Regions from separate parts of the Mus musculus genome. Here region 2 is linked to region 1. The links are chromatin loops, found by intact Hi-C in ENCODE. Cell type or tissue: heart. All regions are shown on one strand.

What was found. Hi-C counts contacts between places; a loop is a spot of excess contacts. Peaks named below come from ENCODE experiments on the same cell type or tissue, not always from the same donor. Only the 100,000 strongest peaks of a DNase experiment are listed, where the experiment ranks them.
Region 2: it touches region 1 in a loop (4-fold over the local background); 3 of 42 quality-filtered maps call a loop at or near these places.

What each region holds. Positions count from the first base shown.
Region 1 is chr13:95,373,395-95,378,394 of GRCm38, reverse strand. It overlaps Aggf1 (angiogenic factor with G patch and FHA domains 1), which reads left to right and starts at 3,038. Exons shown (of 14, transcript NM_025630.3): 1 at 3,038-3,549. The coding sequence starts at 3,337. In heart, no CTCF peak of the experiment used is centred here; a DNase peak (open chromatin) is centred at 3,034; H3K4me3 peaks cover 2,117 bases; H3K27ac peaks cover 1,487 bases.
Region 2 is chr13:95,321,793-95,326,792 of GRCm38, reverse strand. It overlaps Zbed3 (zinc finger, BED type containing 3), which reads right to left and starts at 1,968. Exons shown (of 2, transcript NM_028106.3): 1 at 1,449-1,968. In heart, a CTCF peak has its summit at 2,340 (motif pointing right); DNase peaks (open chromatin) are centred at 1,452 and 2,362; H3K4me3 peaks cover 2,513 bases; H3K27ac peaks cover 2,397 bases.

The DNA.
Region 1 (5,000 bases):
AAGTGGGATTAGATATAAATTAGGCTGTGTTGGGTGGACAGCCTTCCTCTGTTGGGGAGTACAGCAGTATCTAGGCTGTTTGGACTCCATCTGGTGAGACTCACTGGCACCTGTCACGACTCAGGCAGAGCACCTGTTAACTATTGCTGTTCATAGAACCCCTCAAACACCAGTGCATTCAAGCCAACACCTCTTATCATTCACTGCTCTGAGCTTGGAGTGACATGGAGGTAGGCTGATTACCGCTGGCACTGCTAGTGTTTCCTGGGGCTTCTTGGCCTCTCTAATGTCATGGGACCATTACTTATATTTCATTTATACCCTTTAATTGAATCTACACCTTGCTCCTTCCCTCCTCTCCTCTCTTCTTTCTCATCCTCTGTCCCTCTCCTACCCCTCTTGCACGCGCTCGACTGGCCAGGAAGAACGACGCTGCAACAGGATCCTTCTGCACACGTTTATTGGGAGAGCTTGATTGTAGAGGCGAAAGACCCTGAGCCCAGAACTGGCACTGCTTACATAGGCCTAGGAGAGGCGTGTCTCACATCTGATTGGTTAACTTGTCTTGGCAAAAGAACCTTCACTGCCTATGTATGTGTGGTGGCCAGCAGTAGCCAACTGCCACTCTGCAACTGCCACTCTGCAACGGCTTCCCACGTACCCCCGTGTCTTTTTTGCTTTTTGTTGGTTCTATTACTTTGGAGAATCAGGATTGAGGAAAAGAGACGATACAGAGCAACAGATGATGATAAAAATACGAAGACTTCAAAACAAATAGTTATGAAAAGTATACAATAATGAAGTCATAGAAATATATCTTCCTAATTTTTTGAGGCGGCCTCCCTATGTAGCCCAGGTCTCAAACTCTTCATCCTCTGCTTCAGCCTCCCAGGACTGAGATTGCAGGTGAGCACCACCATAGCTATCTGCTTTTCTCATTTGAGACATTGACTTCTTCAATAAGAAATTATTTTATGTATATGTCTGTATGTACATCCAGGCACACAGTACCTTTGAAGGTCAGGTGAGGGCATCTGATCCCTGGGACTGAAGTTACAGACATAAATAAGCTTGCTTCCAAAGTGGTGTACCTGTGTGTGTGTGTGTGTGTGTGTGTGTGTGTGTGTATGTGTGTGTGTATCTTGCGCGCGCTGGACTGGCCAGCAAGAACGACGCTGCAACAGGATCCTTCTGCACACATTTATTGGGAGAGCTTGATTGCAGAGGCGAAGAGACCCTGAGCCCAGAACTGGTGCTACTTATATAGGCCTAGGAGAGGCGTGTCTCACACCCGGATTGGTTAAGCACTATGCCTCATTTGCATGGTCCTCATCTGATTGGCTACTCTCTCAGTACCTCACAGAACCTCATTAACATACCTCATTTGCATGTCTCACATCTGATTGGTTATATTCTCAGTACCTCATTAACATGTCCGGGCCAGGCAGTGACTTGGCAAAAAACTTTACTGCATATGTACACATTGGTTGTTTGCCCAAAACTTATGCGTGGTAGCCAGCAGTAGCCAGTGCCACCTGGCAACGGCACATGTGGCTTCCCACATGTTTATGTGTGTTTTGGTACTGGGTATCAAACCTAGGGTCTCACTTATGTTAACACAAGCTTTACTACTGAGCTAAACCCAAGCCTAACTCTTTGTTTCTTACTAAGATTGTTGCTATTCTTCAGGACAGCATATTGCTATGTTGCCTAGGCCAGACAAGAACCCAGGATCCTCCTGCCTCAGCTTTTCTTGCTCTGCAGCTCTGGCAGGCCAGGGACTTGCTCTGCCACAGGCTGTCAGTTCACCTGCCTCTGTCTTCTGAGTACTTGAATCACAGGCTTGTATCACCACATGTGACTCTGTACTTTTGAGTAAAGATTTTATTTAACCTTTGTAGCCGAACACTGGAAAAATTCACAAAATGAAAATAAATACTTCTCTTCAGTCTTTTAAAAAGCCCCATCGTATATATTCACTGTACACAGTACTGTGTCGCATAAGGGCATTTTCATACTTTTTTTACATTAAGTATATTCTTTCCTTTACCTTGGCCTCATTTCTCCCCCTTACTAATCTCTTCTCTTCCCCTACACAGTTGCTGTTACTCTCATGTCATAAAAATAATTATCTTTATCCTTATCTATTTATGCTATTAGCAGATCAGATAATATAGATAAATGATTTTATAAATCTATACAAAACCTAGGAACCATGTGTAAGAGAAAACACATGGTATTTGCTTTTCTGGAACTGGCTTAATTCCGTATCTCCAGATATATCTATTTGTAAATATAAACCATTTTGCTACAAATAACTTAATTTTATTTTAATTTATCGTTTAAAAATACATTGCGTATATATGCCATATCTTCCTTAATTCACAACACTGTTGTTAGTCACCTTGTCGGGTTTTGTAACTTAGCTATTATAATTAATATGCCAAGTCTCTCTGTGATATGTTGACTGGGAGTCAGGAGTGGCTTTGCTGGGTCACATACTGACTATGTATAAAAGTAAGGTTTTTTTATTCATATTTTTTTTTTTTTTAAAAAAAAGGCATCCTACAGAACCATCGCGATTATATGGTTGTTTTATGGTAACAGACTAAAGGAGAGCTCATAAGTAGTCCTCCAGTAACAGGAACGGGACAGATGATAGTGATGGTCTTGCAAAGCTATGTAAAGGACATGCTCTTAACAAAGCTATGTCGTGTGAATCCCTTTAGTCTGGGAAGAGAATTCAATGTTAAAGTTCCCATTATAAGGCGAACTTACAAAGTGCACTTCTAAGAATACTTGTACATTGGAAGAACCCTCGATTTTGAATGGGGAAACATTTCACCAATCGGACTCAAACTCCTACACTACAATACAAGGGAAACAATCGGAAGTAAAAACACAGGCCGTTGTTTGGGCACATAAACACCAATTTGTACCCAGCTCCTAGCCCCGTGTACCAGCGCGATCAGACCCTTCTAGCTTTCCGTCGCTTCCTTTTTCCGTCTTGGCTCCGCCCTCCTCCGGCTTAGCGTTTCCGGCTCAGCCCGGAACTAGAGGCTTCCGCTGGGTTCGCTTTAGTTCTCCCGTCCGCTGGCTTCCCGGAGACTGTCACCGGGCGGGTGTCCGCGCGGCCCGGGTAGAGTCGGCTTCGTCCCCAAGCTCGCAGTCCCGGCCGCCGTCTTCGGGGGCGACATGGCCGGGGCCCGCTGCGGTCGTCCGAGCGTGAGGCCGCCCCTCGCAGCCCGCGCGCTCCAGTGGCCCCTGGGCCAGTGGGCCCCGGTGTCGTCCTAAGCAGCCCGGTCCGCGCCCCGCGGGCTCGGCGCTCACGGCCGCATGGCCTCCGAGGCGCCCTCGCCGCCTTCGCCTTCTCCGCCGCCGCCCGCCTCTCCGGAGCCGGAGCTGGCGCAGCTCAGGCGGAAGGTGGAGAAGTTGGAGCGCGAGCTGCGGAGCTGCCGGAGGCAGGTGCGGGAGGTGGAGAAGCTGCTGCAGCACACGGAGCGACTCTACCGCAACGCCGAGAGCGACAACCAGGAGCTCCGCACGCAGGTACGCGGCTGCCGGGGCCAGACCTGCTCCACGGACCCTGGGAAGTCATGACAGCCCAGAGCTGGTCAAAATCCCAAAGACCTGTGGAGCCAGTTGGCCAGTGCCAGCCAATTGGTTTGGGCAGTTGTCTCAGGGCAGGCGAGAATGAACTTCAGCATGGGCTACATGGTCTTGATCGTCTGTCCTACTGGCAATGGGCGCATTTATTTGGGGGGGGGGGTCACGTTTAAGAGTTTTTTGTTATTTGTTTTGTTTGGTTGAGTTTTTAATTCTTATTTTGGTTGATACGAAATCTCCATTTGGGGCCTTGAACTTGCTGTGTAACAGAGGATGACCTTGAAGTTCAACTTTTGATCCATGTCAACACTTCCCAAGTGCTGAGGTTGTGGGCTTGCATTTTTCTCCACCGCCCCCCCCCTTCGCCCCCCAAACACACACATTTGGGATTCAATTGAGAATCTACGCAGGTCAGCCTGGCTTAGGTCTTAAAATGCAGCCCAAGTTTGACTCAAACTCAGACTCCCTCCTAGGCTGGGATTTCAGGCATGAGCCAACACCCACCCATCCCCTTTTGAGAACTTAGAATGCCATTTCCTACCTCGTGTTTCCCTGCTGTTTATAAAGTCAGGGTGATAATAGTGTACAGCAGTGACGTTTAAAAGCAGGAACATAGTTTAGTTTTACACTCTTGAACATACTCCATGTGTAAGGTGACCTCAGTTATCCTCTTGGGTTCACTTGTAGGAAGGTACATCCGCCTTTCTTACAGATACTAGAAATGTGTTTCATTTTCATAATCTGTAGTGAGGCAGATGCTTGACAGTGATGCTTAAAAAACAATACAGTTTTACCTTGTTCATTGAACAGTTGCATATTATCCTAACAAGTTATTTCCAGATACTTAATTTTAACCTAATGTTTTCTCCATAATTTAGTGTCTTATAAAACTACATCTCTAGTCTAGATACTGAAACGTCATCAGACTTTGTCATCCTGTTCTTTATATAGTGTGTATAATGTCTGGGTGGTGTATTTATGCCTGTATGCATGTAGAGGCCAGAGAGTGACAGCAGGTGTCCTCTGTCATTTTATCTTATTCCTTTGACAGATTGTCTTCCTTAACCACGACCTGACATTTTTTGGCAAGTCAGGCTGCCCACAATCCTCAGGGATCTCCTGTCTCTACCACATACAGTTCTGGACTTACACATGTGTTGGAGACTAAGCCAGCTTGTTCTGTGGGTGCTGGCATCTAAATTGAGGTCCTTATGGACTGCACAGCAAGAGCTCTTAAACAGTAAGCTGGCTCGCTCCTAATGCGTGCCCCCATGCTTACTTGCCCTCCCTCCTTCTCCCCCCCATCTCCTGTCTTGCCCTCCCTCCCTTCCTCTTTCCCTCCCTCCCTCCTGTCCCTTTACATACTATTCTTAAATGAGCTCAGAAAATAACTG
Region 2 (5,000 bases), 52 kb after region 1:
GTGGTTCTGAGCGCTGACCGCTCTTCCGGAGGGCAGAGCTCCACCCCGAGCCTCCCAGTCCAGCTGCTCCAATAACTGCCTGTAAGCCAGGCTCTGTGGAATCGGACCCTCAGGCATCCTCATGGTCATGAGCACACGGTGGTGGGAGCATTCCCATAACAAACTTTTAAGTCAGTGAAAATGATTGCAACGTATTGTGAAGCAAAGAGCTAAGTGGGAAAATATTCAGAAAAAGATTTTACATGGGCTGTTAAAAAAAAATAAAGTACTGGATTCATAGCTATTTAGTGAAGCAAAAAAAGCCACGTGAATGCTGTAAGCTGAACTCTCAGCTATTTCTACCATTAGCTAAAAGCCACCAAAGCACTATTAAAGCCTTGTAAAATAATGCACTATGCCCGAAAGTGCACCTTTCTTTCAGCTCTGCATTAATATATATGTATATGTACACATACATATACACACACATGTGGCTTTTGAATTATGTGGTATGGATTAGCACTTTAAAAAACAACATTTCCTATGCTTCTTATTGTCACTTGCCTTGAACTATTTGAGGCCAAAGTGTGCACTAATAAACAGTACTGGAATCACCAGGAATTTAATCCCATGAATTTAATCCAAGCCCTTGGGAGGCAGAGGCAGGTAGTCTCTGTAAGATCCAGGTCAGCCTGGTCTACACAGGCAAGTTTCAGGTCACCCAAGGAAACAGACCCCGTCTTAAAAAAAAAAATAAAATAAAAAATTCAGAACACCACTAATTATCTCAACTCACGAAACTATTCAACAGCTGTTCTAAACACCTTTGGAGCTCAGCAATGGCAGGTACTTTTTTTCCAATGAAGGAAAATCCTATTCTTTTTAGTAAAGCTTTAAGCCGGCCACAGAAGGCTTGCACAACCAAAGGCTCCAGTGAGCCAGGCCCGGATCAGGAAACTCTTTTGTGTCCAGTGGAGGAGGAGATTCTGGTTTACTCTGGTTTACACCGGTTTTCTTACAGCCCCCCCCCCCCCCTCCACACACACACACAGGTGGGAAACATTAACCAAGTCGCAATTAGCGCATGAGGCTCAAAGTCACTCTCCACCGAGGCAACTTTACGGGGACAGTTCCCCCTCTTCCCCACCCCCCACCCCCCGGAGCTGGTTAACCAAAGAGAGCGGAGACGCTCCAGAAGGTTCCGGAAGCCCGCAGGCTGGGCCCCTCCGCCAAGCCTGGGGTGGTAGGCATCCCCTGCAGACCCCGCGGCTGCGACCCTGGATCCCACGGCCTAGGGGCTCCCGAAGTCCCCGAGGTCCTGCGTGGCGTCCCCCGCACCCCTCCACCCCGCGGTTTCTCCGATCCCGGACGTCCCCGCGGGCCCCTGAGATCACTGCAGCCCCTGGTGTCCCTGCGGTCGCTCCCGCCAAGCCAAGCCACGCCACCGAGCCCCAGCCAGCCACGCTCACCCGGACGCCGCGATGGTCGCCCCTCGCCTCCGGGCTCCTCGCAGACATTTTGTCCTGGACGGAAAAGGCCGATTCCCCCTTAAAGACACAGCGCTCAATTTGCGCGTCTCGGGGCGTCCATGGGGGGCGGTGACGCGTGGTCTGGACGCCGGGGCGCCGCTGCTAAACCATCCGGTCCGGGAGGAGTTTAGAGTAACGGATGGAGAACTAGTTTAACGAATTGAAATCTGTCGGAGGTTTTTAAACGGTGCAATAATAGCGCAGGGATGCTGAAAGCGTTTTAACCGTGGCTCTGCACGTTTGCGCGTTAACCTTCCAAGCCCTTGGATTCAGCGGGTCCAGATCCTCAGCTGGGCGCACTGCTCGCTCGCATTCTTACAGATTAAGGCCTCTGATATGGCACTAGTCAGAAGTCCTTGCAATCAAGGTCTTAGGAGGAAAAGGTGTCCACCCAAACCACCAGCACAGGGAACTACCTTTGTCTTCATTATATTCAGTTAACAGCGTCTGCGTGATTTACAGTTACATCAGCCGCTAGCGGCTGCGTTCTAAGGCGGGTTTCTGCATTCCACGCTCCAGGTGGAAAGAGAAACCTTTTTCAAGACCAGCCCGCTGAGGTGCGGGCGAGAGCCTTGGGGCTTTGCAGGCTGACGGGCAATCCTGTTGTGTAGCGTTTTGCTGTTCCAGCCGTTCAAATATTCCCACCATACAGATTTTTAATCTATAAATAGTCGCAAGGAAGTGACTTGCCAAATTCAAGAACGCACCAGTTAGCTCTTAACGCACAGCTGGCACGTTCTGCCCTTCATTCATAAAAACAAAACAAAAGTCACTAATTTGTTGCTTTTTAATTTAGTGTTTTTGCGTGGTGGTGGTGGTGGTGGGTGTCTGTGCATGCATGGGTGCAGTGTCAGTGGAATCCAGAAGAGGGCGATGGATCGGCGGTAACCGACTCCCCGCCCCCCCACCCCAATCATCTCTTCAGCCCACATACTGCTCTGCTCACATTCTATTAGTCAAAGTAAGTCACATGAACAATGGGCACGAAGCCTTGCTAGAAGACAATAAGCAAAAAGATATAAATGTAAAAAAAACAAAAAAAAACAAAAAACCAAAAAACCAAGAAATTCTTTTGTAGGTAATACAATCCATGTTAACTGCTTTGGTTCAAGTGGCGCTGGGGAGGAGCACCTTGCTCATGCAGAGCACGTGTTTTGCAGTGGAAATATTATAACCCTCCTCACTTAAACACACACACACCTGATAGACCTATTTGTTGACTTTCTTCTATGCCAAGAATTTCAGAGAAAAGAAAAATCTTGTTGGGTATCACGAAAGGAATACTTTTGCAATGGCGAGATTATTAGATTCCCCTCTTTCAAGATTGACCTAAATGTTTTCATACAATATATTTTGATCATATTCTTTTGTAACCCAGCAAACCAGTAAAACAAACAAACAAATGAACGAAAACACATTTTAAAAAGTGTGTAAGGATTCTCTAGAGTAACAGAACTTACAAACCGAATTCCTCTCTTTATATAGAGAAAGGGGGAAGTTTTAGAATGACTTACAGGCTGTGGTCCAGCTAACCCAACAGTAGCTGTCTATGAATGGAAAATCCAAGAATCTAGTAGTTGTGTCTCAGCTGGTCTTCAATAGAAGCTGGAATCCTGCAGGAGTAACCGCCGCCGCTGGCGATGGACTTGCCAGTTAGGCCAGAGTACAGTGGCAAAAAGCAAAAAGCTGTCTTCTCCCGTGTCCTTATATAGGCTTCCAGCAGAAGGCGTGGCCCAGATTAGGGGTGGGGTTTTTCTGGCTCAAAAGATTAAAGGTGTGTCTTTTTACCTCAAAGATTCCTGATTAGAAGTGGATCTCCCCACTTCAAATTAGGTAAAAATCCCTCACAGGTGTGCCTTTCATTTTGGGGTTTTAGCTAGTTTCAGATGCAGTGAGGTTGATAACCAAGAATAGTCATCACACATGGAGACAGTTTTGTATTGGCCAACTACCGTGAGCATGAGGCCCATCCTGGTGTGGGTTGGTAGACAATATCTCACTATTCTCTCCCTCTCCCTGCAGGTGTAAATTGCAATCGGCTCTTTGTGGGACCTTGCTCACTTCTTCCTCCACTGGGCTTTGGTCTGGCTTGCCCCTTTGCAGGTCTTATACATGTTGTCACAGTCTCTGTGTGTCACCTGTGTCACCTTGGTATGTCTGGAAGGCACGGTCTCCTTGGAGTCACCCACACCTTTTGCTCTGACACTGTTCCCACCTCCTCTCCCACAGAGTCCCAGAGCCTCGGGGAAGGTGTGACGAGGACATCCCATTTAGGATAGAGTGCTCCAAAGTCTCTGACTCTACAAGCTGTCCAGCTGTGGGTCTGTGTTAATTAGCATCTACAGCAAGAAGCAGCTTCTCCGATGAAGGTCTTGTGAAGTACTGATTTCACATACAGGTATAAAAATATGTCATTGGGAGCTGTTTATCGCTGTGTTAGTTGAGCAGAATCATAGTAGTAGGTTTTGCCTCAGTAGTTTCAGGTTCTTAGCCTCTTTAACAGTGTGGGTTCCATCTCATAGAGTAGGCTTGCCTCCCACTGCTTCAACAAAAGCACCCTGATTAGAAGAAAAGTATCTAATACAAGTGAAGTCACTTGACTCTAGCTGCATATGTATCAAAAGATGGCCTAGTCGGCCATCACTGGAAAGAGAGGCCCATTGGACATGCAAACTTTATATGCCCCAGTACAGGGGAACGCCAGGGCCAAAAAGGGGGAGTGGGTGGGTAGGGGAGTGGGGGAGGGTGGGTATGGGGGACTTTTGGTATAGCATTGGAAATGTAAATGAGCTAAATACCTAATAAAGAATGGGAAAAAAAAAACAAAAAAAACAAGTGAAGTCACTTACAGCCATTCCTTAATTTGTGTGTCCTACACTAATCAAATCATTGTGTGTGGTATATCTTTTAGTAAGAGGTCTCATTTACTTTCTTAGTTTCAGAGGTGATGATGGAACCCACGGCTTCTCTGCTGAACCCCTAGCCCTGGGTGTTATTACTGTCTGAATGCCTAACACATCCATTTGACACTTCAGATTGGTGGCACACTGTAACTGAGGCAGAGGCAGAAGGAATCCAAGTTCTAGGTCACCCTGAACAATTTAGCCAGACTCTCTTTCAAAATACAGTTGAAGAGGAGAAGGCTAGGGCTACAGGCCCACGGTGGCAGGCACGGGGTTCAGTCATTTGGCTTCAAACTAACCTTGTAATGAGGTATTTGATATTTTTGTTAGTTTATAGAATAATGTTCTCTCTCTTCCTATTTTAGATTTTAAGATTATTTATTTATTTGTGTGTGTGTGGGTGTGTGGGTGTGTGTGTGGGGGTGTGAGTGGGGGTGTGGGAGGTGTGGGGGGATATGGGGGGTGTTGAGGTCAGAGGACAACTTTTCAAAGTTGGTTCCCTCCTTCTACTATGTGGGTTCCAGAAATTGATCTCAAATCATCAGGGTTGGTGGTGCCACCTCTTGTCCTGGTAAGCCCATGTCACTGG